Regions from separate parts of the Homo sapiens genome. Here all the other regions are linked to region 6. Evidence: chromatin contacts called from ENCODE Hi-C or POLR2A ChIA-PET data. All regions are on one chromosome and are shown on one strand. Each heading gives the region's core, a stretch centred on a gene start or an enhancer-like site at or near the end of the contact. The rest is flanking DNA. Distances are from core to core; before and after follow the strand shown.

Region 1 (4,232 bases), core at 363-2,862, 1.5 Mb before region 6:
AACTAACTTCCCAAAGCTAAAAGTTCATTATTATTTGTTTAACACTTGCAAGCCAGAATATCTACAATTGCCAACCTAAGCTAGCATCCGTGAGTCCTCTTGTTTTGAATGTAAGGTTTTCTATGACATCTGTCATCTCACTAACCAGAAGTGATGCTGCTGACTTTGACTGGTGGGGGGTGGGAGGGGAGTTGACCCATTCCTTCCTCCCTGCTAAAGCTACAATCTCTCAAAAGGCTGGCCTCCCAGAATGATGTGAACTAAGCTTCTTTGGTTAGGGGTGTACCCAGCCCTTTTCTTTAAACTGCTCAGAAGACAGAACTTTTCAGAAAACCCACAAAAAAATGGCTTATTTTCATTAATTTGCTTTGTATTGCCATCATTCATTGTCTTCATTTTTAATTCAGTGATATTTATAGCCAAATGAAATGAAGTACAGTCAGTTTTCCTCAATCTGTCTCAGTCTACTCTTCATCTTCTGGGACCCAATTCATGTGATCCTTTAACAACTATTTATTTCACACCAAACTAGTTATCTCCCTAAAGCCTACCAATCTAGCCTCTGGGCATATTTCCTAAATAAAAGCATTAGATCTCTGTAAACCTAAAATTTGCATACTAAAGGAACAAATCAGCTATCAAAAGGCCTAGTAGTATATAGCAGTTGCTCACCGCTAAGCAGAGTTTAAAATTCATTTCAATTTATTATTTTTTAAAGAAACAGCAATTGACTTCTTCCCTTTGCAAAATGCAGTTTAATGGGCCTAGTTAAATTAGAGGTAATAGTGTAAAGCAAGTGTTTTAAATTGGTAAATTCTAAACCTTTTAATAAAAGTACATCAGTCAGAAGTTTTAATAAGACTCAGCAGGACAGAGAAGAATTAACAGTCTGTAGGAATCAAAAGGGGTGATAGGCAATGATAACCTTAAACATTTGCATAGGGATTTATAATTTCATTGCTTAAAGGTTAATGAAATTATGTGGTATTTTGCCCACTCTTATCCAGTAAATGATTTCATGCCTTGATTTGTATATATTTACCAACTGAATCCTATAAAGAAAAAATGACTCCTTTATCAATTAATCTACGACATTTTTACTTATACACTTCTGGGTGCACAATTATCATTACCTATTCTAACCAATAACTGGGTCCTCTAAAACACAATGTAAGGTTTCCAAAGCATCTCAGAAAAAAGAACAAAATCAGAATTCTGAAAGTACATTAAATTGTAATGTGACTGCTTTTTTAAAAACTAGATATATTCCTTTATTTACTTTATACTTCAAGTCTACTATTGCTAAATACTGGCTTTTGCCAAATATTAACATAAAATCCACCCTAGAGATTGATGAAGGCATTCAGGATACACTGAGGGTGAAGATGGAGAAATGCAAACAGTCCACACAAACAAGTAGAACAGGTTAAAACAGTAAAAGGATTCTAGGCCAAAGCAATTGTTTTAAAACATAACAGCATAAAAACGACACACTACTGAGGCCTTGCCTCACTGAGCACCCAGGAGGGTGCAGGGTCAGCTGCTTCACTTAATACCCAGTTCTAAGAAAAAAACTGCAAAGAGCCTCACTTAAGCAGAGTGGTGCTTCCTACCCTGGCTGCACGTTAGAATCCCCTGGATAGCTTAAAACAAAAACCTAAAAATCCACACTTAGGCCCCATAACCAGAGATTCTGGTTTCATCAATAATTTATAGACACTACTCAGGGTGATTTCTTGATTTCTTAGGTGCAACTAGGGTTGAGAAATATGCCAGAAAGCACTGGTTCTCGAAGTGTGGTCCCTGGACCAGTAGCAGCAGCAACAGCAACAGGAAACATGTTTGAAATGCAAATTCTCAGGCCTCACCCCAGACCTAGTGAACCAGAAACTCTGGAGTGGGGCCCAGTGTTTTAACAAGTCTTTCAGATAATTCTCAGATGCACTATGTTTGAAAAACACTGCTTTAGAGTAAGAATGGCCTGGTTTTCAATTTTCTCTCCACAATTTACTAGCTATATGACCCTTGGTCAGCTCTCTAAACTTCTTCCCTCACATGCAAAATAAAAGAGTTAGCTACCATTTCTTTAACGTCGAATGTGTGCCAGGGTATGCCAATAAGCACTTTATATACATTATATAATTTAACCCTTACAGGTTTGTCAGATAGATATCATTACCATTTTACACCAAAAGATGATGAACCTCATCCAATATCACAAACTAGTAAGCAGAATCAGAATTTAAACTCAAGTTTTTAAAATTCCACAATTACTGCTCTTTCCCTATTCCTCAAAATATTCTTGCTGATCTTTCTTTTTTATTCTTCTTTCCTTTCTTTTCTTCTGTTTTGTCTTCCTTTCTTTCTGTCCATCTTTCTTTCTGTCTTCCTTTCTTTAGGAGGAAGCTTATCTTGTTACTATAAAGCTAGATATTACCTAGTGTGTAAGTGTGTACAGTATTTACTATGTGACTACAAAGTACTTAGCATTCTACCACATGCCAGAAAGAAAAGAATTAAAATACAAAAAAAAAAATGAAAAGAAAGAAAGAAATCATAGTAACGAAGCTATGAGCTAGCTGGAGATAGATCCATTTTGCAAAACATAGGGACACATATGATTTCATTCTTAACTGGCAGGTGGAAAACAGAAATAACTCAGAAATTCATGAGATTGGAGCTCAGAGACCAAGGCATGACACCAGGAAGTGGAAGTTTGACTTGCTCTGAAACAAGGAGTAAAAAGTTTCTCCAGCACAGGAGGAGAAAAAACAGCTAGAGAATATAGCACAATAGAAAATAAAGCTAAAGTAGTTAAATGGGTCCAGATTGTGACTCAGAATAAGAAGAGCTTAACTTTAGTACAGTAAAAGTATAAAATGTTTTTTCACAGAATATTTTTGATGAACTGATAGTAAAGAGATAAAGTTAAAATCAAGTCATAGGAACTTATCCTAGAAAAAATATGAACCAAGGGTTATGCTGAAAAAAAAACAAGCAGGAGAAAAAGTTACTTCTATTATTAAAAGTGTTAAGTGTGATCCACTCTTTACTGTTTCCATGGGCTATTCATATCCATTACATAATATTTTCAATCATCCACTAATCCAACCAACACTGACTGATCACATTAAGCTAGGTATCAAGGATAAAAAGTAAGCTTCTGACTCAGGGCACATGGAGCAGCTTTACATAAGAAACAGACTGCCAAATGTTTTATGCAACATTAACATAAAGTTATTAGGAATTCCAAAGGCCACTATAGACAGACCAATTGTTAGCAATGACTGTTGTGAAATTCCCGAAAGTCAATGAAGTATAAGCTAGCCAAAATGTTATGCATATAAAATATAAGAGGCCAGGCGTGGTGGCTCACGCCTGTAATCCCAGCACTTTGGGAGGCCGAGGCAGGTGGATCACTTGAGGTCAGGAGTTCGAGACCAGCCTGGCCAAGATGGCAAAACCCCGTCTCTATTAAAAATATAAAAATTAGCTGGGCTTGGTGGCATATGGCTGCAGTCCCAGCACTTTGGGAGGCTGAGACATGAGAATCACCTGAACGCAGGTGGCAGAGGTTGCAGTGAGCCGAAATTGCACCACTGCACTCCAGCCTGGGCGACAGAGCAAGACTCTACTTAAAAAAAAAAAAAAAAAAAAAAAAAGAGTATTCTGCCTATACTACCGTACTAGCATCATAATCATCACCTCACAAATGGAGTAACCCCAGTTAATCCACATTTAGGCTTACATATGGCTAAAAAAGGCAGGCAAACATAAAATCTAGAGGTAAGCTTTAAATATTCACATCACTCATTCCATTTTGTGCTGAAGAGCTAATCAAAAACTACGCTCAGAAACTCACAGGAAGATTCTACCTATGTATTGAGGAAAAACTGCAAGGTACAATGGGATGACTGCATTTATTAGCATCTAAGGTTTCTAACTCTGTCAATGACAGTCCAATGCTGTATAACATCTTCTTCTTTAGTTTTACTGTAATCTGACAACTCCATAATGCCCATTTATCTCCAAGAACCAATTTAAGATGCATGTATGTATGGCCATCAGACTATGCTTGAATAACAAGGCACTACTAGGGTTATTTTTTCTCAGAATAAATGTGAATGGAATTTGCTATGATATTAGGAATGATAGCATTTTGCAAACAATATAATTTAAGAAACAGTAATGAAACTCTATTGAAGCTGTTTATTAATAACCTACACAAATAT
Region 2 (3,653 bases), core at 157-2,656, 1.4 Mb before region 6:
TCACTAAGACTTGAGGGCTTTTTGTTACCACAGAATAACCTAGCCTAAGATTGCTATTAATTCTTAAATCGTTTTGCATGCCTCGTGTTTTCCTCTCCTCCTCAACCTTTGCTTATGCAAGACTGCATGGTTAAAGCTAGCTGGGCTTTGCTTCTAATCCTGACTCTACCATTTTTTACGTGTGTTACTTTGGGTAAGTCACTTGATCTCTCATCAGTTCATCTTAAAAATAAAGCAAATGGTACTAGGATATGAATGCCTAGCATAATATAAGCACTTGATAAAAGTTTTCTACTAAATTTTGTTCCTCACAGGAGATGTTGGTATGAAGGACTAGTTATTTACTTGAATTTTTGTTCTTGTTGTTCAGTAATTTCCCAGTAATACTTCTAGCTCCTATTTCTTCCTTCAAAGATTTAAGAAATCTGAAAAAGATCCTTACATACGTTCTACTCTCCTCTAATAGGAGACTTAACTTACGTTATTTTCTTTGTCTACCTCTGAAATCTCTATGTACTATATTTACAATTTCATAATTTACTAATGTTACGGACTTCTGTATTCATGCCTCATCCTCATCTTCATACGCCTTACTATTTTTTTTTTGAGATGGAGTTTTGCTCTTGTTACCTAGGCTGCAGTGCAACGGCGTGATCTCCGCTCACTGCAAGCTCCGCCTCCCGGGTTCAAGTGATTCTCCTGCCTCAGCCTCCTGAGTAGCTGAGACTACAGGCACGTGCCACCACGCCCAGCTGATTTTTTTGTGTTTTTAGTGGAGATGGGGTTTCACCATGTTAGCCAGGCTGGTCTCGAACTTCTGACCTCAGGTGATCCGCCTGCCTCGGCCTCCCAAAGTGCTGGGATTACAGGCGTGAGCGCCTGCCCCCAGCCACCATACTCTTAACTTTTGTGAGGACAGGGACTATATCTTATTCATCTTTATAACTCTTTAGGACTTAGCTCACAATTATGTATGACAGTTAATAGATGAAATATTTACCCTTTTCTAGATAACAAAATGATGAAATTATTTTTCAAGCTATCCTAATGAAGGGAATTTTACATGAATATGTGCCCCCCTGGTCTATCATAATCAGAGGTTTACGCCTTAATCTTCCAAAGACAGACCTGCTTAGAAGATGCCTGACCAGTCCCCTTTGACAAATTGGAATGGTCTGAAATGAGGCATGCAGAGCTAAAGATCTCATTTAAAATATTTTCCCAGGGTTAGAAAATATCATTTGGAAACTTGAAAGCCAAAGGCTCTGTTTTTAAAAAATAAATTAAAAATTTGGAATTGTATGTTGTCTTTGTTTTTAGCAAGACTCAAGTTCCTAGCTGACTTCTGTTTGTTTGTTTTCTCTGGGAACCAAGTAGCCGCACTACACCCAAGCATGTATCATTTCACGACAATGACTCAGAAAGCAGTGCAGATGTCATGGCTTACCTAGTCCCTAAAAAATGCCTACCATGCAGGAAATGAAATAAGGTTCTTGGACTCAGCAGAAATGGGGTGAGGATAAAGAGGCTGCTTTGAATTTGTGGGCTTTCCCGGACTGCTTTGGAAACATCTCATGCAAATCCAAACAGTATCTGGGTCACAGATAGTTTTTGACCAGTAATTTCTGAATATACTTCTGGTCTTCTAGTATACTTAGAGGTAGTAGGTCTATTTGGAAAAATAAAACAATTTGAATAATTTAGATAGTTTGATACACTTCTACCAGTGAGGATCTTTTTCTTTTTCGTAACAGTCTGCCATTCCTGGAACCATTTCCAAGGCCTAAAATTTTATTATACCGAGCAACAGATAGAATCCAGTCATCTAGTGCTTCTACCAACAACTTAAATATGCATGATCCGTTGTTTCTGAGTATGGCTTTTTTGTGGCTCTCTCTCTATATATAAATTTAGTCCAGCTTTTTAACCAAGAGACAGCTTGCTAGAAACATGAATTGTATCATTGTATTTGACTAAACATTTAGTCTGTAACTCTTATGACTTTAGAAGCCTGTCAGATGCTATTTGGAAACTTTCTCTTTAGTCTTGGTTATAATAAACCAAAAGTACCTAGAATTCTATGGGACATAGACTGTCAGGAAATGTTGAGTGTATCATTTTTGGGGAAAAGCAGACACTTTTACAAGAAGACTTCAATATGCAAATAAGAAAAGATTTAAGAATATGCAAATAGAAAAACATTTAAGAATGAGGAAGGATTTAAGAAGAATAGAACCATCAAGATGTAAAGCAAATCATTTCATACTTACTTTGAGATCCAGGCTTGTATACTATTCTAAAATGGGGGCTGTTACATTTCTGCCATGACAGAGAAGTTTTTGGGGGGAAATCCCAACGATGACCACAGCCTAAAAATGCACAGCTTAGAGGGGAGTTTCCAATGGACTTGGTCTTCAGCCAAGCCCCAGGTCATTCATTCAAAGTGCCCCTGCAGTATAACTAAATGCTTGTCCTGATCTAGCATCAGCATTTATGCATAGATAATAGGAGTTAGTACTAAGAATCCTCAGGGGGAGAGATGTACTGTGAAGATGTGAGCTGCGTTACATTCAAGGACATCAGCTAGCACAGTGTTGAAGACAATCAGCCCTGACTGAATCTGTGTGTCAGTGTTACGGCTTGCTCAGTTAGGACTCCAGTGAAAACCAGCAACAACAAATGACTACGACATTACTCAGCAAAAAATATAGTTTTGTCTCTTTTCCTAGTTTGTGATGAAGGCAAAGAACCCTCAGTAGGCATCTTTTGTTTAAGCAATAGACAAACAGAAAGAAAAAAAAAAGCATTTTAGACTATCCATCATGGCATTTGAATATTGAGTATTTTACTGACATTTCAGTTCCCACCATCACACTCTAAATAGTGTAAGAATGTTTTATTCGGCAACAAGAAGGAGACAGTGGAGCAAGAATAGAGTTTGGAGTCTCATAGACTTCAGCATAAATGCTGCCTCTGTCATGGGACAAGTTGTTTAAACTTACTGAGTTCCAGTTTCTTCTCTTTCAGTTATTGTCAGATTGAATGATATGGATTAGAGAACTAGACCATGCTTCTTGCAGGTACAGACCGTGACCCATTCTTCTTGGTATTCCTGGTGCTTGGCAAACAGTGTTTATTGATTGAATTAATGAATGAACAAATGATATACTGATGCATTAGCAAGTATGAGCCTGGCTCAATAAATGTAAGTGGTCAATAAATGTTCATTTCCTCTGGGTAAAGTAGCTGTGGGATTATCCTCAGAGTCAGTCTGGGGTGTTAACAGCTCCCTCCTTTTATACCAGGATTGAATTTTGGCCTACACCAGGACTTGAATTTTGATGAGGATAAGTGGGGATACATTGCCAACTGTAGGAATTACATTTATTGGTCCACTTCCAAAAAGAGTGAAATGGAGAAAACATGTAGGGAAGAACAAACCTGATCTTGACAAAATCTTTTTCATGGGCGAAATGTCACTTTGCTTGCATGAATTCTGCAGTTCAGCCATGGGGATACAATTGAATTCTTTTAGTAATTATTTATTCTTTTAGATGAATGCCTAATCTTTTTGGAGAATTTAGTCAAGGTAAACAGACCTCAAACATTCTTCTGAATTAGACTCTTATTTACCTCATTTTTCATATGAAAAG
Region 3 (3,938 bases), core at 1,014-3,513, 1.3 Mb before region 6:
GGCACAGTATGTTAGGAAAACGAAAAACAAATACACTGTACTCAAATTGCCATCAGTCTTTTTTCTTTTTCTTTCATCTCACATTTAATTTTCTTTCGTAGTGGAAGTGCTTTTATTATCCTCCTTCCAGTATACCAAACAATTATTCTGCCTATGTTTGATGGTTTATAGTCTGCGACATCACAACAGCATATAGGTAGACTCCTTCCCAGCCACTTCACCTATTTATAAAAATGCTTTTGTTGCTTATGTTGTCAAAGAAAAAACAAGGTGGGGTAAACAATGATAACTCTCAGTGGGTCCTGGGAATAGAGATGAAGGTGACATGAGGTCTGAATTAGAGAGGTCATTTAAACAAATTTTCCAGGCCACTTTACCATGTAAAGATGAGCAGAGAAAGTTCACAGGAATAAGATTTCTTGTATTTTGTTAAACATTTCATACCTTAGCGATTCTCCGTCATAAGTGAATTTTAGACCAAGACATTTCCCGTTTGCACAGTGTTGTCGGAAGTTTTAGTTTGAATATAATTTACCTTAGTTTTATTATAGTTGGCCTGGGACCATTTTTACTTCCCTTGAGAGTCCCACCAAACAGCAGGAATCATTATCAAGTACTTAGCTGATAAATAATAAGAAAGCTACCTGACCAGGTAAAAGTGTGAAATCACATTCACACTTAACAAAAGGGAATCATTAAACGATTGAATTCCAATAGGAGGTGTCAGACAGACACTGAAGCTACATTAAACTGACAGTTATTTGGTTTGAAATGCTACATAATTTCCACACAAAATATTTTTATATACATATATATGTTGTGAGTTTTTACATTTGCTTCCATTTCCTATCATGAAAGTATAGATCTTGATCATGTTACATAATTTGCACATTGTAAATGTGGTGCAAATACCTCATGTTATGTGTTGAAAGTGTGGTTCATGTTTGACTTGCATCAAAACTGAAATATAATCCCTTCCTAAGATGTAACTGCCGCAATGTGATAACATTACTATCACTTCATAATCTGTCACCAGCTTTGGTATCTCTATTCTGCAAGGGCTCAATGGAAAGAAATATTTTAATTATTTGGTTGTGGGCGATCTGCTAGGTGGAACAGATTAGTTGAAGATGTGAAGATGGTACAGGAAGAGGCCAAGTGATTTTAGACACTTACCTGGACCATCTACAGAGGCTTGTAGAATCTCGTTGTTGTGCCAGGGGTGTTCCACTCCACCCTCCCTTATTTCATCTTCCTCTTCCTCTCTTGGCAACAGAGCTTGGCTCACGTGTGGGGAGGACTCATGGTTGGGCACACTAGCTGGACTCGTCTCCTGGTCCAGAGGGTTGGCAATACCGTCATCCTCAGCAATATGAAGCTTGTCTTCCTCATCTGTTTCAGAACCTGTGTCCACTACATTGTCATAGTTCACCACTGCAGAAGAAGCACAAAACACACTCTCTAAACACTCTGTTGAGAAACATCAGCCACCCCTAATTGTTTAGTTAAATGGAAAATAATTAATATTTTCATAACTGAATTACTCAACCATGTCAGGAAAATATAATTAATATCCTTCAGGTTTTAGCATTTTTATTCTTTTTCAATTATAGCTGGGTGCTCTTTCTGATTTTAAACAATTTTTTCCTAAAAATGATGGGAAATTCTAAAAAGCAACAGAAACATAGACACACAAACTATGCCTATACTGCATATGTAAAGAGACGTATTGCAATATGTACTTTCGATACTCCACAAAAACTTATAAAATAGATCTACAATAGACAATTTTATTAGCTTAGAGACATGAAGTATTTACTATATAATGTTGTACTATAAATACGAGATGACTTCACTATATTAACTGTGGTTTTTTCCCTAGAAACAGTAGACACACACACACACGTCCATCTATTTACCCAAATACACAAACACATACACAAACCTGCTCCATCTGAATTTTCACTCTTTCTTCTATGTCAACCGTCATGTGCTAAGGCCATTTATATCCTAATCTTTTAAGCAGAAAATGAGGAAAAGCCATATCTTCTGGGCCATTAATACTACTATTGAGATGTCTTCATAGTGTCATAATTACAGAAGATTTCAAAGTGACACAGGCAAGACCAACACAAATGTTAAAATAACTCACAAGAACCGGCGGGCTGCTTTTGCAGCCCTCAGTCCCAGCAATGCTCAGTAGCTTTTCTTAAAATAGACAGCCTGTAAATAAGGTCTGTGAACTCAATTGAAGGTGGCTGTTTCTGAATTAGTCAGCCCTCACAGGCTCTCGGCCTACATGCTAGTACATAAATTGTCCACTTTACCACCAGACAAGAAAGATTAGAGTAATAAACACGGGGCATTAGCTCAGCTAGAGAAACACACCAGCCGTTACGCACACACAGGATTGCCAAGAACTGTTAACCCAACTCTCCAGAAACACACACAAAAAAACAAGTTAGAACCATGACATCATGGGAACAAGAGGGAGAGAGAAAGGGGGAAAAAAGGCTGTGGAAAAAAAAAGCGCAAACAATTTTCAGGTTCATTTTGATTTCTCTGCGCCTAATAAAGCAATCCTCCGCTAAGTTATCAACTGAGCTATCTCAAGTGGCTCTTGCCAGCTATCGGATTATACAAAAGTGGCAGAAAAGGAGGAAAAAAATGAAAAGGATTGTGTGTCAGGTTCATAATGCTTTTGGAGAATTCTGGAAACATGTCTAGTTACAAATTTTAGTCAGTCATATCTGTTTGCTTTGACAGGTTCCCAGGGAGTAAAAAAGGAACAAAAAGAGAGAGATTTTTTTTTTTTGTCATGTGAAGCTGGGGACAAAAAGATTACACCGTGCATATCTGCTCATAATATGATCTTTGTATAATCCGCGGGTCTGCACTTGCCTTCCGAACAACTGCACAACAGGTGCAAATTAAAATGAAAACGGCAGCGGAGCCGGGCAAACAGAATCTGCTGACCTGGTTTGAATACCAATTGACGGGGGAAACAAAACCTTTTCAAGAGGTGTGACCACAAGGGCTTAGGCAAGTTCAGGCTGGGTAATGCCCTCAGATCTACAAAAAGAGAGATATTCTAACATCTCTGCTCTAGCTGTGTGGTCCAGATATACCTTAGTACAATCAATAATGTGCTTCTTTTTTTTTTTCCTGGTGACTGAGATTTAACTATTTCTTAGCAACAAGCAGAAGATTCTTTACAAATTTTCAGAATGCTGGGGGTAGGGGGGAGTGGGAATGGGGGGGCTACAACAAAAGCTCCTAAGGCCTGGGAAGCTTTCAACCCACCTCCTAAAAACTGATCTCTGGGCACAGGAGGAATAAAGAAAGGTCCAGAAGGAGTGAATAAAATTATCTAAGGCTGGACAGGCATTAAAAGGCCTTTATCCTGGAAAAAAAAAAAAAAAAACCCATGCCTTTTAAGGTCTTTTTCTGCATGGACCACAATATCCCGTGTGACACGTGAGTGTTCCTGCAGCAATACAATTGAAATATTTTCTTGTGGAAAAAAAAGAGAGATAAATGATTTATGAACAGCCCTTGAGGAGTCCCAAATATCAGAACAATCTAAACAAGCAATGAAGTCATGTCTCACCATATAGGGTCAGGAGTACAGCATCCATCACCTTCACAGGACAACAATACTTCACAACCTTTAGGGTTTGTGCTCACAAATAGTAGTAAATACTTTTAAACTAAATAAATAACTGCTGTCAAATTCACTTACAGAGGCAGTATGCCATCTTTTCTAGCGCTGTGTTAACTAGGATATGCATTTCCATATGCCATTATGCTGGTGTGCCACTCTCCCAACCCCTTTTTAAATCCAGGTACAACAATTCATAACATAGTTTTTATATCTGAATTCAAATGAGACAATCTCATTCTGCTCTTTCTGGTTGACCATCTGACAATCAAAATTA
Region 4 (4,182 bases), core at 393-2,892, 1.4 Mb before region 6:
GGATATTCCTGCTGATATTTGTTCTATCTGTTAAAGCCCCAGCACCAAGAGAATGATGAGATCAGAAATTGATCTTGAGTTTTTGACCTAGCCAGAGAGTGAATGCTAAAGGGCCTGGCTGTGGGTTGTTTTGGGAGTGTGTGAGTTTCCTAGGGTTGCTGTAACAGAGCCCCACAAATGGGCTGGCTGGAAACAACCAAGCCTTTCTCACAGTTCCGGAAGCCAGAAGTCCAAAATCAAGGTGTTAGTTTCTTCCGGGGGACAGTTTCTTCCAGGGGACCTGAGGAAGAATGTGTCCCGTTTTTCACTCCTAGCTTCTGGTAACAGCTGGCAATCCTTGGCCTTCTTTGGTGTGCAGATGAATCACTCTAATTTCTGCCTCTGTCTTCACATGGCCATCTCCCTGTGCATATCCGTGTCCAAATTTCCCTCTCATAAGGACATCCGTCATATTGGATTAGGGCCCACCCTAATGACCTCATATTAACTTGATTACATCTTCAAAAACCCTATTTCCAGATAAGTCATGTCACAGATATCAGGGGTTAGAACTTCAACATATATTTTGGTGGAGCACAGAAGTCAGTCCAAACAGAGGGTTAAGATCACCATCCCCCCTTCTTTCCCATTTTTCCCTCCACCTCTACCTGTCTTTCATTCCTGAATGTTTCTATCTCTTTATTTTTTCAGGGACCTCTGAGTGCACCATTTTCTGGGACAGTATCTGAAATTCAGACCTTCCTTTCTCTTCATCTGATAAAAGCAAACTTGCTTATGCTCCACTCCCTCAGGGTTCAACTCTCAGCTATAGAATTGATAAATTAAGCCAAGGGAAGATGATAATAGGTGATAATAGGCAAATATCACCCCTCCCAGGTATTTGCATTTGACAGATGACTATATGGAGATAGCACTTTAACCTCAAGATGCTGGTGGAAATTTTGCATTGGGTAACATTTTCTTTTTCAGTACATAGGTCTGTCTGTGACCCTGTAATCATGGCTGTCTCCTCAATCTGGGAAAAGGATGGGCCCTGTCTATCTATTACTCTTTTAAGGAAAAGTTATTGCTACAGACAATTTGATCTATCTTTGAATTGCTCGCATTGATTCATTTCATGATTTTAAGTGCACTACGGGAGGAGATTTGTCCCTCACAAAGAAGTCCATCAAGCGAAAGAATTTTATTTCAGAAAATGCCAACCTGGGGAGAAAGCATGTGGACTATAAGCCCATTTTAAACAGTGGATAATTTTCAAAGAGTGAACACGAGCGTGGAAGGGAATTCAGTTGCTAGGAAAATAAAATAAAATAAACATAATCTTCCTCCCTCTTGTTTTTTTTCGTTTTGGGGTGGGCTGTGCTTCCCAGTCTTGCTGGAGAATGTTTGTCCCTCCCACCTCAGTGGTGACAGACTCACAGTGATGCCTGCGTGTCTGTCTCACAGGTGTGGGTTCTGAGACTTGCCAGCTTAGCGAGACTTTGGAGGAATCTCCCACCGTGGTTGTAAAGAGAAAAGGAGAGAGATAATAGTACACTGGCATCAATAATCTACTTCCTCCAACTGGCTGAGTGTTAGAATAATAGCCTCGGCACTTGCCCTCCCACACCCCCTCCCCTGGCTCCGCCGCTGTCAGATTCTCTTCCCTTCTCCACAACTGGGAACTCTAGGGAGCAGATTGTTTTGGCTGGAATTAGCCGGGCACAGATGGTACCACCTGCTGCATGTTCCTTACTTCTTATTGGCTTCTCTCTCAGCTCTGTGAGTTTTTGTATTTTTTAGGAGTTCAGAGGAAGGGGAAATGGCCGAGGCTCTTGCTCATGCCTGATTCTAGCACAGCTGTTTGGAGCAAACTGGCAACTGCGGGGATAGTGCTGGGACATGTTGATTGGGGAAGGTGCTTCCAGGGTAACGTACCACCGTGGCGTCCTGTTTGCTGTATCTAGTGCTTTCGTTTCCAAAATACAAACTTTCTTTGAGCCAAACAATTTCTGTTTTCCAGGCTGACGGATCTGCCTGTGACCAGACACAAGGCAGGTGGTCTTGCGTGAGTCTGAAAAATGAGATTCCTCTCATTCTAAAATCAGAAGGGCATAGAATGTCATGTTACTGTTCTTTTTATAGGGGAGGTAATTATGAATAGGCCACAAACAGGTTGCTGTGCTCATTTCTGGACAAGTCACTGAGAAGAATAACTCAGGAGGCCTCGGGCTCCCACGGAGCGAACCTCATAGATTTATAAACTGTTTTCTCGCCTATGGAAACATGACATTGGATCAAAGGACCTAAGAGGTTCTATTCCTCCAGATCCTCTGAATTCCGTGGAGTTGGTCCTAAGTACTAGATCACACTATAAACCCTTCCCATGACCTGGGAACTGTTTTCTCTACTTCTCTGACATCATCTTCCACCCTTCTCCCTTGTCTACCATGCTTTGTTAGGCTGGCCTTCTTTTTATTCTCCAAAAAAGCCAAACTCATTCCAGCCTCATGTATTTGCACCTGCTGTTTCTTCTTCTGGAACTCTCACTGCACAATCTTCCCATGGCTGACCTCTTTACAACCTTCAGGCTCAAGTCAATCACCACTGCCCTCAAGGGCTTTTGTGGATCTGCACCCACCCCCAGCTGACTGTCCGCTACTTCCATCTCATTTACAATCACATCACCTTCTTTTACCTGCAACAAAACAGCACTATCTGAAGTGATCCATAAAATGGTTCTGTTTTCTACTTTCCCCACTAGAATGTACATCCCTGAAGGTGAGGATATTGTCTATTCACCGCTGTATCCCCAGGACATGCAAAGTGCTTCTCATATAGTATCACTCACTAATATACATATTATTGAGAGAAAGGTGTCATTTTGTGTTTAAATAGAGGAAGCAGCAGGGTACAGAAGGGAACATGGTTGAGACTTCCACATTAGTCCCTTCCTAAGGCACTTGGAACTTGGTATTATCCTTATTTGTGTATGTCTGCCTCTGCCAGATTGTAAGAAGCCTGAGGTCAGTAATCCTGCCATGTTCATTTTTGGGTAGCCCATAGTACCTAGTATTGTGCCTTACACACGCTAGGTACTCAGTACATTGAACTATTATTGATGTTGCAACTATTGTTATTTATTAGTATTATTTGTAGGCCCACTAAATATAATAAAATGAAAGCATCATACAAGTAGTAGAAGTATCAATAGAAGCAATAAAAACATCTATGCCATAACTGGAGATCTGGCTTCTGGTCCCAGCTCTGCCAGTAACTATGGAGTGATCTAGGGTTTTATTTCCTCAGAACACCAGAATTTGAAAAGCCAGGGCTTTGGATGAGAGAGCATCTAAGATTCCTTCACACTCTAACCTTTTGGTCTGTTTCTGTCTGTTCCAATTTTCCCATTGCAGATTTATGAATTCCTACTGCTCCTCTTACTGTGTACACCTGCTGCCTTGTTTCCTCCTCAGACCACGTCAGGATCATTCAGTGCATTCAGGGTTCAGAAAGGTCATGAGCAGAGAAAGAATGGTACTGAGGACTCATAAAGTGGGCTCAGGCTGAAAACTGTGGGTAGAGAGGTTGGATGGAGCCACCACTCTCCAATGGCCATGAGCACTGTCAAGAGTCTTCAACATAATGAGTGGGTAACATGTAGCAACAGCAGTTAGTAATTTTTAAAGAGCATTTTTCAAAACTGAGCATGTCTCTGGCTCTTAGTTAAAACAGACTCTAGCCCACAAGCGATTAATAGTCCTGAGATGATGATGTGACATCTTAGAGTTAACAAAGGGTTTCTAAAGTAGATTATTTTCATTGCACTCTTGCATGGAAGAGTTCTTGTAGACCAGAACGAACTTCTTGTAGGAAGTAGAGAAACTAACTCATTCCTTCTAATGTTTCCATAGCCATTTGAAGAAGAGTTTTACTGTGACATGTTGGAAAGAACACTAAACAATGATGCAGAAGACTGAGATTCTGACAATCTATGCTTAACTGTTTTCTAGAGACCATTGTGGGACGGAAACAAACAGCCTATGTGGTCTCAAGGATCTGTAGACTTCAGTTTCCTCATCTATAAAATGCAGGTAGTAGATTAATAATTAACTGCTTTTATTTTTCCAAAAGTTACAAACATAAAGATTTTCTTCTTACTAAACTCACATGAAAATTTTACTGAAGAATGAGAACATGAGT
Region 5 (4,053 bases), core at 1,206-3,705, 1.8 Mb before region 6:
ACAAGAAAATACTATTTTAAAACAGGGAGTGTCAGATGTTTTTCAATTCAGTACCAAAGGGTATTTCACAGGTAATTTCTCAGGGCTGATGTTAGCTAATTATTAGCTACCATATCCTGCCTGCCATTCTTAGTGACTATCTCCTGGCAGAAAGACACAGCTAGGAGTGTTTTGTTTCATTTGTCCTTGGAGTTTTTATCAGCATCAAGAAGGTGGACTGAGCCAAAGTTAGAAGAATTCTGGAGCTAAGCAAAAAGCGACACGTTTAACAGCCCCCATTAATTGGGGCTGTTACATGATTAATTTGAGAAAAACAGAAGAGACCGATTTCTTTACAACTCACAGTTGGATGCAACGCACTAAAAGTAATCCTGTAAATTACATTTTAAATCTCCAACATATTCCGAGCAGATAAAATAGTGGCATGATTGACCAAACTCCTTTTAAAAGTACACATATTACGATGCATCATAGTTATAAACAGATGGTATTTGGCCTCCTTCCTATTCTCAACATTTGGAATTTCTAAACTATGTGAATTAAACAATAATATTTTATAAACATACAAGGGATTTTGCTCACTGCTTTGTTAACATAGAAATTATACAATGCTGACATTTATTTAAATTTTAAAAAGTAAACAACAGTGTGCATCGAAATAAAGCAAACTAAAATCAACATAGAGAAGTATGTTCTGTGTGCGTACTACCTACAATGGCACTGGCCTTTTAAAGGGAAGACATAATGGGTTGAAGAACAAATTGTAGCATAGATCGGCCTAATCCCTTGTACTCCAAGGCTCATTTAACACCTCTCTGTAAACAACGGATATTTATACCATAATTGGCTATTTGACCATCAGTGTTCATTTACTATGTAACCTGCTATTATGGAGTTAAAAGAAGCTCCCCTTCATTGGCTCGTCAGCTTTCAGAGTAGCGAAAGTGTCCTCGCAGTTTTAAAAACACTTACACAAACGGGAATCAGTCTGACACTTGTACTCAGAATGAGAAACATTATCATGATATCAATAAGTATATATTTATTCTTTGGGGGATATTATTGCCAGAAAGAAAAGGAAATATATTAGATCTGAGTGTCATTTCCTAAGATTCTTTTCTAAAATTATAGCTTTAACCCTTTAGCCGCAGTTTGGAAGGGAGACCCATCTGCTGATTTGATGTACTAAATAGAAGGCACTTGGTTTCCAAACACTATTCTCAGATTCGCAAAGTTGCGCTGTGATGAATAAATAATGAATCAGATATTTCAATCCGTTTTATGATTTTTGAAAGCCCTGATTATCATTGTTTACAGTCTCTTCTTAATGCACTTCCCATGCGTTCTTGTTCAGCCTTCCAAGAGTTGGTTTATGTAGGCCACCCTCTCCCAACCTCGCTTTACTTTTGGACTGCTCTCACGTGTTAACCCACCCGCTCACACCTTTAAACCAGTTTGGGGAATATTTCAAATCTGAGGGGGGAAATCTTGAGCGACAGATGACAAGGAGTATTCGCAAACACTCCAGGCTAATGTTGCTTGTATTTGGTCACAGGTGTGCCCTGCTTTTGCGTACTATAATATCTCTATTGGTGAGAAAGAGGGAGAAAATTATGCTAAAACCACATGGATAGAAAGGAAAACGGCACTGCTGAAATCAGGAAGGATCAGCATTCCTTTTCTCCTATACATACGTGTGTATACTCAGATAAATAATGATAAATCACGGCAGTGTGAGGGAGGCTTTTAACAAAATACAAGCTTCAAAATAGGAATATCTTCACAAGTTTTCAAAAAGCTAATCAGAGCAAATGAGTGACAAATCAATGTAATGCTTCTAAATATTCTCCTGCCCCAATATTGCTTAACTCCTCTTCTCCACTCCTCCTAAATAACCAGTTGGTGGTGAGGAGGAGAAATGAGGTTTGTATTTCAATATACAGGTGTGAAGTGAAAAAGAAAGCGTCCGGGGGGTGAGATTTAAATCACATATCCGAACATACCAGAGACAGGAGTTATTCTAAACTGTGTAGATAAAATCCCTTTCGGAGAGTCCCCGTGCCCATCCCCACTCCCCTTCGCGGGATTGCTGAGGGCAAGTTATGTTTTTTGAAAAGGTAGTAGGCATCGGTGTTTCTGGTTTTGCTTAGTGCGTCTTCATCGTATTCCCTCGCTGAGGACTGAGCCTGGCCGACTCAGGGAACCGAGTTCAATGAAATCCTCAGACGCATAAAGCACAGGGTGCCGGCCCACCGAGCTGCGCTCCCTTCCCGGGGGTGCCCGAGAGAGAGCACGCGAGCCCGGCGCAGCCAAACCCGGGCAGGGGTGGGTCCCCACCGCGTGTGCGTGTGCCAGCCTGGGAGTGTCGGCGCGAGCGTGGCGGGTGCGTGCCGGTGTGTGTGCGTGACAGCGCGCGCGTGGCAGGGAGTTCGCGCGCCAGGGTGCGCGTGCCAGCGCGGGTGTGCGAGGGAGTGCGCGCGGGTGGGAGCGCCAGGGGCTGGCGGGGCCCGCGCCCTGGGACGAGCCCCTCGTGCTCCGGCTCTGCGCTCCCGCAGCGCCCACGCAGCCGAGAGGAGTGGGTGATGACTTCGTGACCTCAACGTCCTCCCCCGTCCCTCGACATGTTCCCGCGCCTGAAAGGTGCAGAAAACTCCCCCCACCGCTCTGGACGAGACTGAGCTAGGCGTCGAGGGCGGGCGCCGCCGCAGACCGGAGCTCGGGCTCGCTGGCCGCTCAGGCGCAGCGGTGTGGAGGGAACGGACGCGCGGCAAGGCGACCCGCTCTGGGCAACGCGGGCGCAGCTGCCCCGACGCAAGGCACTAGCTGGTCGGGGGCTCGGGCGAGCCGGGGCCGGCGTGCCGGGGCGTGCGCTCTCTCGGCAGGCGAGCGCCGGGCTCCGCGGAGGTCCCTGCGCCCACTGCCTGCTTCTCCGCCCGGCGACCCGGAGTCCCCAGGCTGCGGTGCGCCAGGCCAGACCTGACCGAGGGCGGAAGACCCGAGCGGCAGGGAGGCAGAAAGAAAAGAGGTAGCAAGCCCCAGACAAGGGATCCTTAATTACAGATAAAAGGCAAACAAAACCGTACACCACATTTTCCACGTGTCAGCTGACGGCCGCGACAAAAGGAAACAGAACGCTGGGGGGTGGGGGGGAGGCCCCTTCTTAGCTGCCCCCCACCCCTTGACAATGTGTGCAAATGTAAAATGCATTAGGTAGTAACTCTGGATAGGTGGTGCCCGGGGCCAAATTGCAGCTGCACGCTCCATCGTGTAGGACAGTTTGCTGATGCACCCAGAGGTCTGGGGAACCTCTTACAAAAAAGGGACTACAAATACTCCGCTTGAGCACATTTTGCTTCTTAAAACTTCATTACTCATACATTTTAAGTTAAAAATTTTGTGCTTAAAGTGTTGCAATTATCTTCAGTAAAATTCTAATACACACACACATACACACAATTTTGTTTTGCAGTTTTGTAGATTCCATTTTATTGGCCTGGTATCACAGCATTAGAAATACAAGGGGAAAAGCCAAGACGATGAAAGCCAGGGAACATAGCTGCAAGCACCAGAGAGCACAAGTTCCCCTCCATGGCTCTGCGGCTCAAATGGAAAAAGGAGAGATGTCTGCTTTGATTTCTTTCCTTTTAATTAATCAGGATCACAAAGCAATCTCCACCCTGTCCCTGGGATTTAAGATACTGGTTAAACTCCACCGTGTCCCGAATTCTCCACAGAAGGTGGAGGAGTGTTCAGAATCTGAAGTCCACCCGCGGACCATTAAAAACCTCTAGGTCTGTGCCCTCATTTTTAACACTCAAATTAAAGGATCACCCTGAGCCACCACGCAGTGCACTCTTCTCTATTTTCTCCCTCTTGTTGCTGGGCCGGTTTTGGAAATTAGAAGGGGTGGTCTCTTTGTTAGCAATCTGTTTACTTTCTTCTGATACAATGAAGCATCAGGTCGAAGGTGACAAGGCTTCTTTGCTTAGTCATTTTTACCCATCTCTTTGTAGATGATGTTTTTTTCCATTTTCAATTTTTTTTTTCATCAAT
Region 6 (4,189 bases), core at 1,248-3,747:
GTGGGGTTGGGATTATATTTAAGTCTTCACTGTGGGAAAATTCCTGAGTTCCTCATACCCTGTTAATATTCAAAGGTAGCTGTTGATCAGTTATCTGACAGGTAGAGAATAATTCACATTGCCACAAAATTACAGTAACCTTTTTGGAAATGTCTTGTGGTTGAACATTTTTATTCCTTGGTCAGGCAAATAAGATCACCATTATATTCAGAGAGGATGCTTGAGTCTGCGCCTCCTGTTTAGGAGAATTAATATATTCTTAGGACAACTGTCACACTACACAAACCCCGTGCTATCTGCAAACAGCTTGGGGAAAATATTTCCTTAGGTCTGACATGAACTAGGCACCTCTTTTATGATACTTTTTTGGCAGAGAGAACCAGCCTCAACAAACCAGCTTCTTTCCAGTCATACTGCGTACACATCCACCACCTCTGGCCTTATTTTTAAACCCAATGATGATAATAATTTTAAGGGCTGGGAATTATGAAGGCTTACTTGGCAGAGTCTTCCTATTGTGAATGATAAATCAAACTTGGGGTGCTTGCCAGCAAAAAAGTTCTTTCTTATCTCAGTAAATAAGTGAGGGTGGGCCTGATAAAGGCAAGACAATTTGGTAAGAATATTGTGATAGGGGCAACGGGTGGGCTTTGATATGGTTTTATTGCCTGCCTCATTTCAGTTTTTGGCTCACACACATTTGTCCACAAGCAGTGTCAGTTGGCTTTTTCCTTTCACAGCAGATTTTCTTACCTTGTAAGTAGAAACCTACGTTAACCCTCTGCCAGTAAAAATAAGAGAAGCATTTTCTAAGCATATTTCTAATCAGCCATTCCTCTCAATAAGTGGATCTGTAAGACTGCAAACATAAAACATTGTTTTCTAGTCACCCCGATTTCCTAAGTGTGTAAATCCCCACATCTCTTCCCCTTTACAGCGCGCTCTCACTTGCATGCTACTAGTTTGCATTCTAAAATGCCACCTGTTGAAAATAAAAGTCTCATGATATTTGCAAATTTTGGTTCATCCTGGTTTAGCTTTACACAGCAGTCTAATTTCACCGTGCTTAGCAATTACTTTTATTAGTTACTCCACCCAACAATCATATGATGTCAGAAACTTCATCTATTTCCCTGTCTTTATCTCTCCCTCTCATTCATTTCTTTCTCTTTTTTCTCACATATTAACACACATACACCCAGTTATTATCACTCAAATCATTTTAGCAGATCTCTACATGTGTCTCAAAATATTCCATATAACTCAAAATAGCAAGTACTTGAAAAGATAGTTATCATCCCTCTGAACAGGCAAGAGCAACTGAGACATAGAGATATTTCTCTGATTAGAGATTTGTTGTTTTAGAAATAAGTTACATAAAATGTCCTACTGCTTTTAGCTGTATCTGTTGCAACTTTGAGCAACTCAGTTTCTTCATTGGATAATATGAGGGCAGTGGATGAGGTCCACAGTGTCTCCCAGGGATATCGTTGTACAGTTCTATTTCCTCCAGGGCACATGTGAAATAAGTGAGGGATCTTTATGTAGACACAGCTTATCAGTCCCAAAACAGTGTCCCTCCTGTAGATCACACATTTTCTGATAATAACCTGAGGGGAAGAGGGGCAAGGTTGCCTGTTTCCTGACATCCTGCTTTGCATACCCAAGACACCTACTTTATTAAAAAGTTAACTTTGCTCCAAAAAAATTTTTCCCTAAGTTTTTCAAGATTGATTGTTTCCTGTTATTGTTGGAGGTTTGCTTTCTATGGTCATTTGGTAAATAAATAGCTTTATAGGGGAAAACAAATGGCCTTGTTTTGTTTTTCTACTCCAGGGTTTATGTGTTAAATTTCAGCTATGTCGTGTACTCACAGCTTAGTGCTTCAGACGGTTATGGGGAACTAGGAATTCTTAAAGGGGTAGGACAGGATGTCCTTTTCTATCGCTCAATGAGTCATGGAGGATGAATGCCGTTTCAGGGGTTCTGTAGTTGTGATTTCAGTCAAGTTCCAGTGGCTTTCAACCACTTCTCTAAATCTGAATGAAGAAGCAGCCACAGGGACTGTGTGAATTATGCTAAGATGCATTCCCGTTAAGTGCTGAAGTGGCCTTTGCAGTGAATCCTTAAACTTTACAATGCCAGCAACAGCCTATCCAGAGACAGGGCAGAACCCCGACATATACCCTCTTCCATGCCCACATAAGACATTTGCATTTATCTCCATTCTTATTGCATTGAGCATCTCTGTCTCCTGGTCAGCAACCTCTGTGTCTTTGGAAAGTCAGGCCTCACTCAGAGCATGCTCCCTTCTCAGGCATTGTGACAAGATTGTGTTTCGGTTCCAAAGGGTTAATCCCAAAGTGAATTCTTTGCATGTGTAATTCAATACTTCATAACTGCTGAAAATTGGAGTCCACATAATTTATTTTCTTTGGTCGGGCACATTTGCCTCATGCTTGGCCGGGGCTGACTTCAGAGAGACACACCTAAAACTCTCAAGTGTCCCAAGTGGCCCATGTCAGTTGTACAGAGAGATTGTGGTACTTGGACAGAGCCCAAGGATTAGGTGTTCCTGAGAAGGTTTTTTTGGCTCTACAAAGCCTTAGGATGTCATGGGAATAGGCTGCACTCCCTTTTCCCCCTTGAAGGCCACATATCAACGGGGTATCTAACCACTCAGAGACAGGCTCTACACAAAGGTATACATTAAAATAAATAGAACATGCAAGCAGAAAGAACTGAAAGAGAGGGAGGAATTGCTAAGTGGAGACAGGAAACAATTGCTTCATTGTTGAGGCAGTGATCTTAGAATTGCAGAGTACAGCCCCATCTACAGGACAGTTTGTAAAGTTGGAGCTTTTGGCTTAAAACACGAGACAGAACTTTACATGCAGTTTTTAATCCAGCTCACTTTGCATGGGCTTCACCTCACTGACAAAAATCCCACATTTTTACTTAAAAATAATTGTCCCTCTTTGATGAGAGGGATTCAGAGAGTGACAGAGAGATAAGAAGTGAGGAAGAACGCGGCTTAAGGGTGCTTTCATTTAGCTCCTTTTCTTATTTTGGCAGTAAATATTCTTGTCCTCGCAATACTCATTTAATCTCTTTCTTTGCTTTCCAACAACTTCCTCTCATTTGGTTTCCTCTCATTATTCCTTGATTTGGGAGGGGGCTTGTGTATTTTCACCATTCAAACAAAATAAAAAAGCTGTGCTTGTTTGAACACCATTTTTGTGCTGGCTGGCAAGCATGTGACTTTAAAGAAGGTTCAGGTTTTTAGGTTGAAAGGAGCTGAAAAACTTTAAAGTAATAATTAAAGCCAACTCTCTACGTGCACATTCCCTCCCCTCCCTTTATTTTAAAAACCTTGCCTGCCAACGCAGTGGCTGCTGTCTTAATGCTATTTCAACAGGAGACCTGGGTTTCAGGACAAGATCCAGGCCATAGGGGAGACTTGATGGCTCGGGGAATTAGTAATGGGATTTGGAGCCCTTCATTTCTAGGTCACTGGTTTGAATAGAGCCCAGGTCAGTAATGACTGAAAGTTGTTACCACCCGATGCCTGCTCTTCCTTAGCTGATCTGAGCTTGCCTGCCACTCCATCCCTGAGTGCCTGTGGCCCGTCTGCACTAATGGCATTCATTGACAAGTTGGCTAACTTAGGCCTTAAATGTGAGGCAGCCCAGTTTCTGCCATGTGCAAACACGGGGTCCACACTCTGCTGCAGCTGCTCTTCAGGGAATAATGCAGAGAGAGACAGAGTTACAAAGCTATTTTGCCTTTCTGATTACTCTGGGACCTAGCAAATCTATCTCCACTCACCTTAAGTCTCTGAGGCATTATATCTTCAGCCATTTAAAGGTAAGATCCAGGGAGAAGAAGGAACAGGCCTCAGAGGACCAAGTTTTCAAATACTCCAAATGTATGTATTCTGAGAAGACCGATTTAAAAGATCTGAATTAGGAGCTGCTGCTGCTGTTTCTAGTACCAGATAATCATGGCCCTTTTAAAATACCGCTTGCTGGACCCCAAACCTGTGCTTACAAAGTGTAGAAAGAAGGCAGATGTTTCCAGAACTTATATTAGGAAAGTGTTTGAAAAAATAATTACTGCTTTCTTTTTGTTTGTTTGTTTGTTTACAAGAGGAGAAATGCTTGCTGTAAAAGGATGGAGATAGAGAAGG
Region 7 (4,259 bases), core at 707-3,206, 1.3 Mb before region 6:
CCTACACCATCAGAGCATCACACACACACACCCTGCACACACATCACCACACACACCCTCTATGCTAAATCTGCCTTCAATTAACCAAAAGCACAATTTTGCCCTGACAGAGAAGATTTCATTTGGTCCACATATGACTAGGGAGCCGATTTCATTTCCTGTAAAAAACCCCCTCAAACGCTGCAAAGTTACCTGACTCAGCTGCTTGTAGAAATCAAATTCAGTCAGAGATAACAGCTAATCATTTGTCACAGTAAGAAGCAATTCCCTGAAATCGGAAGGGAAAACCTGCCGCTTCAATCCGCAGGTCTGTCAGATTGCTAGAAATTACATTCTGCTCTGACTAACCTCTGCACTTGGATTGCTAACAACAAGCAGCCTGCTCTATCAAAAGAGAATATCATACAACCAGGAACCGCTTTTGATTCGTTCTGTTCCAATAACCTGAGAAAAGTTTATGGACATGCCTTGCTGCCTGGACCTCAATTTCCACCAACCTGCACACTGTTTTGAATTTATAGCACTGCAGCTCCATAGTAATGTAGGTAAAATTTACAAGCTGACTATCTGCTACTTCATTGAAAGAAAATTAAGAGTTGATTTTATAACCACACGACTGATATTTGCCTTCTGATACTTTGAGGAAGCATACGGTTTGGAAGCTTCAATTAAAATGCCAAAAGAGAAAAAACAAATTGATTAACTCTCAAAATACAATTTATATTTTTTAGAAATGCTTCCCGGGAGGGAATTAACTTTATACTCTTCTATGTAAACACTATTTGTGCAGCATAAGTTTAATAAAAATGATACATCACCTCTCTGTTAGGTTTATAATTTGCATAGCAATAGTGAATATGGAATTTTGGTCAAAATGTTTCTCTCGTCTCTCTCTCTTTCTCTTTCTCTCCCTCCCCACATCTCTCCTGCAATAGTACAGGATCGTTGGAAATGGGTAAGTTTAATATCTTTCCTAATCCCAAGAAGCCATTATTATTACTTAAAGTATATCTCAAGGTAGGTTATTAACCCCCAAGAAGTTACAGCTTTGAGTTAGAATCACATAATCTTAAAAAAGGACAACATATTTTCCAAGCAGTACTTAACCAAATACTCTTCTTTAACTCTGACTAGATTTATGATGAATACAGATATTGCAACTCTTATAAGAACTTAAAGATGGCGAACTCAGAGATTCAGCATTTAAGAAGGCTGCCTCTAAGACTAAGACTAAATCCATCCCAAGTTTGTTCCATTGTTTTTTTTTTTTAAAGCATTTTATTTTCCACAGTTGGAATCAGCTGAGGATACAGTGTGAGCAGTGACTCTGAATTTCCTTTGCTTTTGTCAAACTGTGTCACAACCATAAAGTTATTTTAACTGAGTTTATTTGCCTAGGCATTTCCTTTCTCTTGTAGTAGTGTAAGAGAAAGGAAAACAACCATTTAAAATGTAAGTACAGTTGAGTGGATATAAGGGACTCTTCCAGCTCCTATCGTAAGCAGACAATTCGATGATAAGTATGTGGGCTTTTTAAGCTTTAAAAAATATTCATAAATCCCTTTTTGGATTCTTTCATTTCAATTTTCTTCAAGCAATGAGAATTAGACAAGTTTATAAATTCTCATTTCTACCTTTCTTGGGCCAGTCCTGATTACTCTTATCATGGTTAATACTGGTTCACATGGGGGACTTCCACAAATTCTTTAATATACTGTGTATCTGGTGTAAAAAAAATTATGTAAAATACAATAATTGATGCTATTAATGTATTTGGTGAGATAATCTAATAGATTTCCTTGAAGTAACTCTAATAAATTTTTCTTCCTTAGTAAAAACAACCCCTTGGTCTTAGATTCTGCTCTTGTACAGTCATCCGTACAGTGGCCAGGGCTTAAGCTCTGGTACTGTATGAGTATGCAAACAAGCAGATTTCACAATCAGATGACACTGAGACTTAGGCTTACTGTGCCAGACTCTCTTTGGTGACTGTTCTCTCATCTTGGGCCAGCCTAGGGATCTGAGAACCTGCTGTAGTTAGAAAGAAGTCACCTGACCTCGAAGTTTCCCTCCTGTCTTTTCTCAATCGTTCCAGCTCTCACACTCAAGAGTCAGAGCTCTCCACCACTGTCCTGGCCAGAGCAGCACCCCCCAAAGGTCTGCATGTACCTCTGGCAAGATAAATGCATATAGAAGACAATGCATTTTTAGTCCCTATAGACTTTCTATAACGTCTACGTTTCCAGAATCTCATGTGTGCCTTAAAAACCCTTTTCTTCTACATTTAAAAGGACAGTTTGATTATATAATAATACCTGGATTTATGCATTAATCCACTGACAGCAGAGCCCGTTAATAGACATTTTTCCACTTGCTCCTCATAACAAACCTTTGAAGGGGGGAGCAATTATTATGAGGATGATTTTATAGATGAGTAAATTGAATCTCAGAAATTTTAACTGACTTTTTCCCACATCACCTCGTGTTAGAATCTGGATCTGATTCCTGACTCCAGAAACTATTTGTCTCTAGATTCTATCTGTGCTCTCTTCATCACCTTGGGTGTACAAATCTAAGTGAGCAAACAAAAGCCAAAATAGGATTTTTAACTATTTAACAGAGTATGGTGGTGTCAGTATGAAATCTTGTTCATCTGGTTTAGTGGACATAACTGTGCCTGGGCAGAAGAGAGAAGGAGGAGAGAAGAACAAAGGCAAGGTCAAGAGCAACTACACTGAAATTGGGAGAAAAAGCAAGTTAGATATAAGGAAGAGGACCTGGTATGTAACAGGTATTAATGGGATCAGTGACATCCATCATTTGTGAATGGAACAGGTTTTATTTTGCTTGGAAGGTTTTTTAAATTTTTATTTTTTCATGAAAACTCAACAAATTTACATGCCAATCTCCCCCCATATTTACTCTCATCTCCCAATTTCTCTGAACATAAAATTCAAATGGATTCTACAAATGAACAGACAGCTGTATACTAAATAACTCACATAAGTACTTTTTTGTTGACATTTTGTCCTGTCCCAATTAATGTTTCTTTCAGGATTTGAGGTTAGGTATTCAATTAAAAATACCATTCTTTTCTTGGTCATAAGAATGTACTTGGAGCATTTATACTAAGGCGAATTTAGAGATCAGATACATAATGTGGTACATTCTGTAATATACATGCCTTATGCTACAGAAACTTGAAATTGGGCCTCAATTGCCTATATTTCTGGGCTGTTTTCATTGCTACTTTAATATTATCTATCTTATACACACACATACACACACAAACACACACACACCCCAACCACCACCACCACCACACAACTTCACACTTTTCTGGTATTTTTATTTGCTGAAGTAAAGGTAAATTTAAAAAGCAAATTAAAAATGTCAACAAAGTTTTCATAACATCTTAAAATTACCTAACTTTCTACTTTTAAAACTGAAATACCAACTCTGGATGACTAGAAATTGAATCGGAAATGCCCCCCAGTCTTTAGGTTGGCACTAGGGAAAGACCTATAACAAGTTGCCTGATTTTCCTAAGAATACATTGAGAGAGGGTTTGCAGTTCTCGCCAGCTGGAGGAGTCTTCCTGGTATTGATTGATTATCACAGTATTCACCTTGGAATGATATAGATATACTGGATATTATGAAGCTTGGAATTTTAAAAAAATTACCATTTTGTAATTTTGTTCACATTCCAACTGACAGAAGACACAAGAGATACTTCAATTTTCTAAGAGAATGAAAAAAAAATCTTGCCCATTCTTCTGAAATTTAAGTAGGCAGCCCTTGAAAGATCACTGGGAAAAGTCTGTATTTTCTCAGGTTTAACTAAATAATTTATGCATACTTTCACTTTGGCATGATGAAGCAATTTTAGCCTTTAAAACCCACAACTACTCAGGAGGGAAAAGGTCTGGTTCCTGCAACTTAAATAATTTAAACATCCAGGTGGAAATGCTTTCAGCAGTTTCCCTTTTTGAGACAAAGGACGAAGACCAGAATTTTGAGATACCAAGAATAAAGAATTGATAAAAGACGTAAGCTCGGATGTATTTAATTTAGAATGGGAATCTTGCAATATTTTTTGAATGATAGAGACCAGAGTGAGGTGTGAGGTGAAACGTCTGCTTGCCTGCTGTTTATAATAAATGAACACATAGAAAATAACATGTCAGTATAGCCCTAAGCCACACATATATGTATTACATATATAAACATAGCATACACAAATAGAAATATCTATAA

The links. Hi-C counts contacts between places; a loop is a spot of excess contacts on that map. ChIA-PET counts read pairs that join two places held with the same protein, here RNA polymerase II (POLR2A). Pooled maps may share reads with other maps.
Region 1: a map with no recorded cell type shows a loop between it and region 6 (5-fold over the local background). The contact joins two enhancer-like sites. A Hi-C loop is called at or near these places in 4 of 37 single-sample maps with no recorded cell type and 3 of 50 pooled maps.
Region 2: a loop to region 6 is called in a map with no recorded cell type, with 11 times the contacts of the local background. The contact joins two enhancer-like sites. A Hi-C loop is called at or near these places in 2 of 37 single-sample maps with no recorded cell type and 5 of 50 pooled maps. POLR2A ChIA-PET finds 5 or more read pairs at or near these places in 1 of 52 experiments (OCI-LY7).
Region 3: a map of endothelial cell of umbilical vein shows a loop between it and region 6 (5-fold over the local background). The contact joins two enhancer-like sites. A Hi-C loop is called at or near these places in 2 of 168 maps with a recorded cell type or tissue (ascending aorta and endothelial cell of umbilical vein), 2 of 37 single-sample maps with no recorded cell type and 11 of 50 pooled maps. POLR2A ChIA-PET finds 5 or more read pairs at or near these places in 1 of 52 experiments (WTC11).
Region 4: a map of heart right ventricle shows a loop between it and region 6 (6-fold over the local background). The contact joins two enhancer-like sites. A Hi-C loop is called at or near these places in 3 of 168 maps with a recorded cell type or tissue (B cell, heart right ventricle and posterior vena cava), 5 of 37 single-sample maps with no recorded cell type and 6 of 50 pooled maps.
Region 5: a pooled map shows a loop between it and region 6 (2.9-fold over the local background). The contact joins the promoter of QTMAN-AS1 here to the enhancer-like site in region 6. A Hi-C loop is called at or near these places in 3 of 37 single-sample maps with no recorded cell type and 8 of 50 pooled maps.
Region 7: a pooled map shows a loop between it and region 6 (2.5-fold over the local background). The contact joins two enhancer-like sites. A Hi-C loop is called at or near these places in 1 of 168 maps with a recorded cell type or tissue (ascending aorta) and 4 of 50 pooled maps. POLR2A ChIA-PET finds 5 or more read pairs at or near these places in 1 of 52 experiments (WTC11).

Annotation. Positions count from the first base shown.
Region 1 is chr2:144,239,324-144,243,555 of GRCh38, forward strand. The region is part of intron 1 of QTMAN (queuosine-tRNA mannosyltransferase); the gene reads right to left. Among named protein-coding and RNA genes, the nearest start is that of QTMAN, 91 kb to the right of the region's middle. RefSeq lists a silencer at 99-178 and an enhancer at 1,626-1,705. Within about 2 kb of position 1,613, at least 4 of the 41 ENCODE cell types and tissues checked have a DNase peak (open chromatin) inside an H3K27ac peak, as active enhancers do.
Region 2 is chr2:144,356,710-144,360,362 of GRCh38, forward strand. No RefSeq gene overlaps it. Among named protein-coding and RNA genes, the nearest start is that of QTMAN, 26 kb to the left of the region's middle. RefSeq lists an enhancer at 263-776. Within about 2 kb of position 1,407, at least 9 of the 41 ENCODE cell types and tissues checked have a DNase peak (open chromatin) inside an H3K27ac peak, as active enhancers do.
Region 3 is chr2:144,428,593-144,432,530 of GRCh38, forward strand. ZEB2 (zinc finger E-box binding homeobox 2) reads right to left here. Exons shown (of 10, transcript NM_014795.4): 3 at 1,177-1,434. Among named protein-coding and RNA genes, the nearest start is that of ZEB2-AS1, 89 kb to the right of the region's middle. RefSeq lists an enhancer at 1,940-3,653. Within about 2 kb of position 2,264, at least 16 of the 41 ENCODE cell types and tissues checked have a DNase peak (open chromatin) inside an H3K27ac peak, as active enhancers do; they include ascending aorta, where a contact is called at or near this core.
Region 4 is chr2:144,378,354-144,382,535 of GRCh38, forward strand. No RefSeq gene overlaps it. Among named protein-coding and RNA genes, the nearest start is that of QTMAN, 48 kb to the left of the region's middle. Within about 2 kb of position 1,643, at least 9 of the 41 ENCODE cell types and tissues checked have a DNase peak (open chromatin) inside an H3K27ac peak, as active enhancers do; they include heart right ventricle, where a contact is called at or near this core.
Region 5 is chr2:143,934,612-143,938,664 of GRCh38, forward strand. It overlaps QTMAN-AS1 (QTMAN antisense RNA 1), which reads left to right and starts at 2,456. Exons shown (of 3, transcript NR_110237.1): 1 at 2,456-3,025. QTMAN (queuosine-tRNA mannosyltransferase) reads right to left here. Exons shown (of 12, transcript NM_001376312.2): 12 at 3,457-4,053. RefSeq lists an enhancer at 1,880-2,563 and a silencer at 2,758-2,957.
Region 6 is chr2:145,749,839-145,754,027 of GRCh38, forward strand. No RefSeq gene overlaps it. Among named protein-coding and RNA genes, the nearest start is that of LINC01966, 870 kb to the left of the region's middle. RefSeq lists an enhancer at 2,197-2,246. Within about 2 kb of position 2,498, at least 12 of the 41 ENCODE cell types and tissues checked have a DNase peak (open chromatin) inside an H3K27ac peak, as active enhancers do; they include ascending aorta and heart right ventricle, where a contact is called at or near this core.
Region 7 is chr2:144,454,860-144,459,118 of GRCh38, forward strand. The region is part of intron 2 of ZEB2 (zinc finger E-box binding homeobox 2); the gene reads right to left. Among named protein-coding and RNA genes, the nearest start is that of ZEB2-AS1, 63 kb to the right of the region's middle. Within about 2 kb of position 1,957, at least 9 of the 41 ENCODE cell types and tissues checked have a DNase peak (open chromatin) inside an H3K27ac peak, as active enhancers do; they include ascending aorta, where a contact is called at or near this core.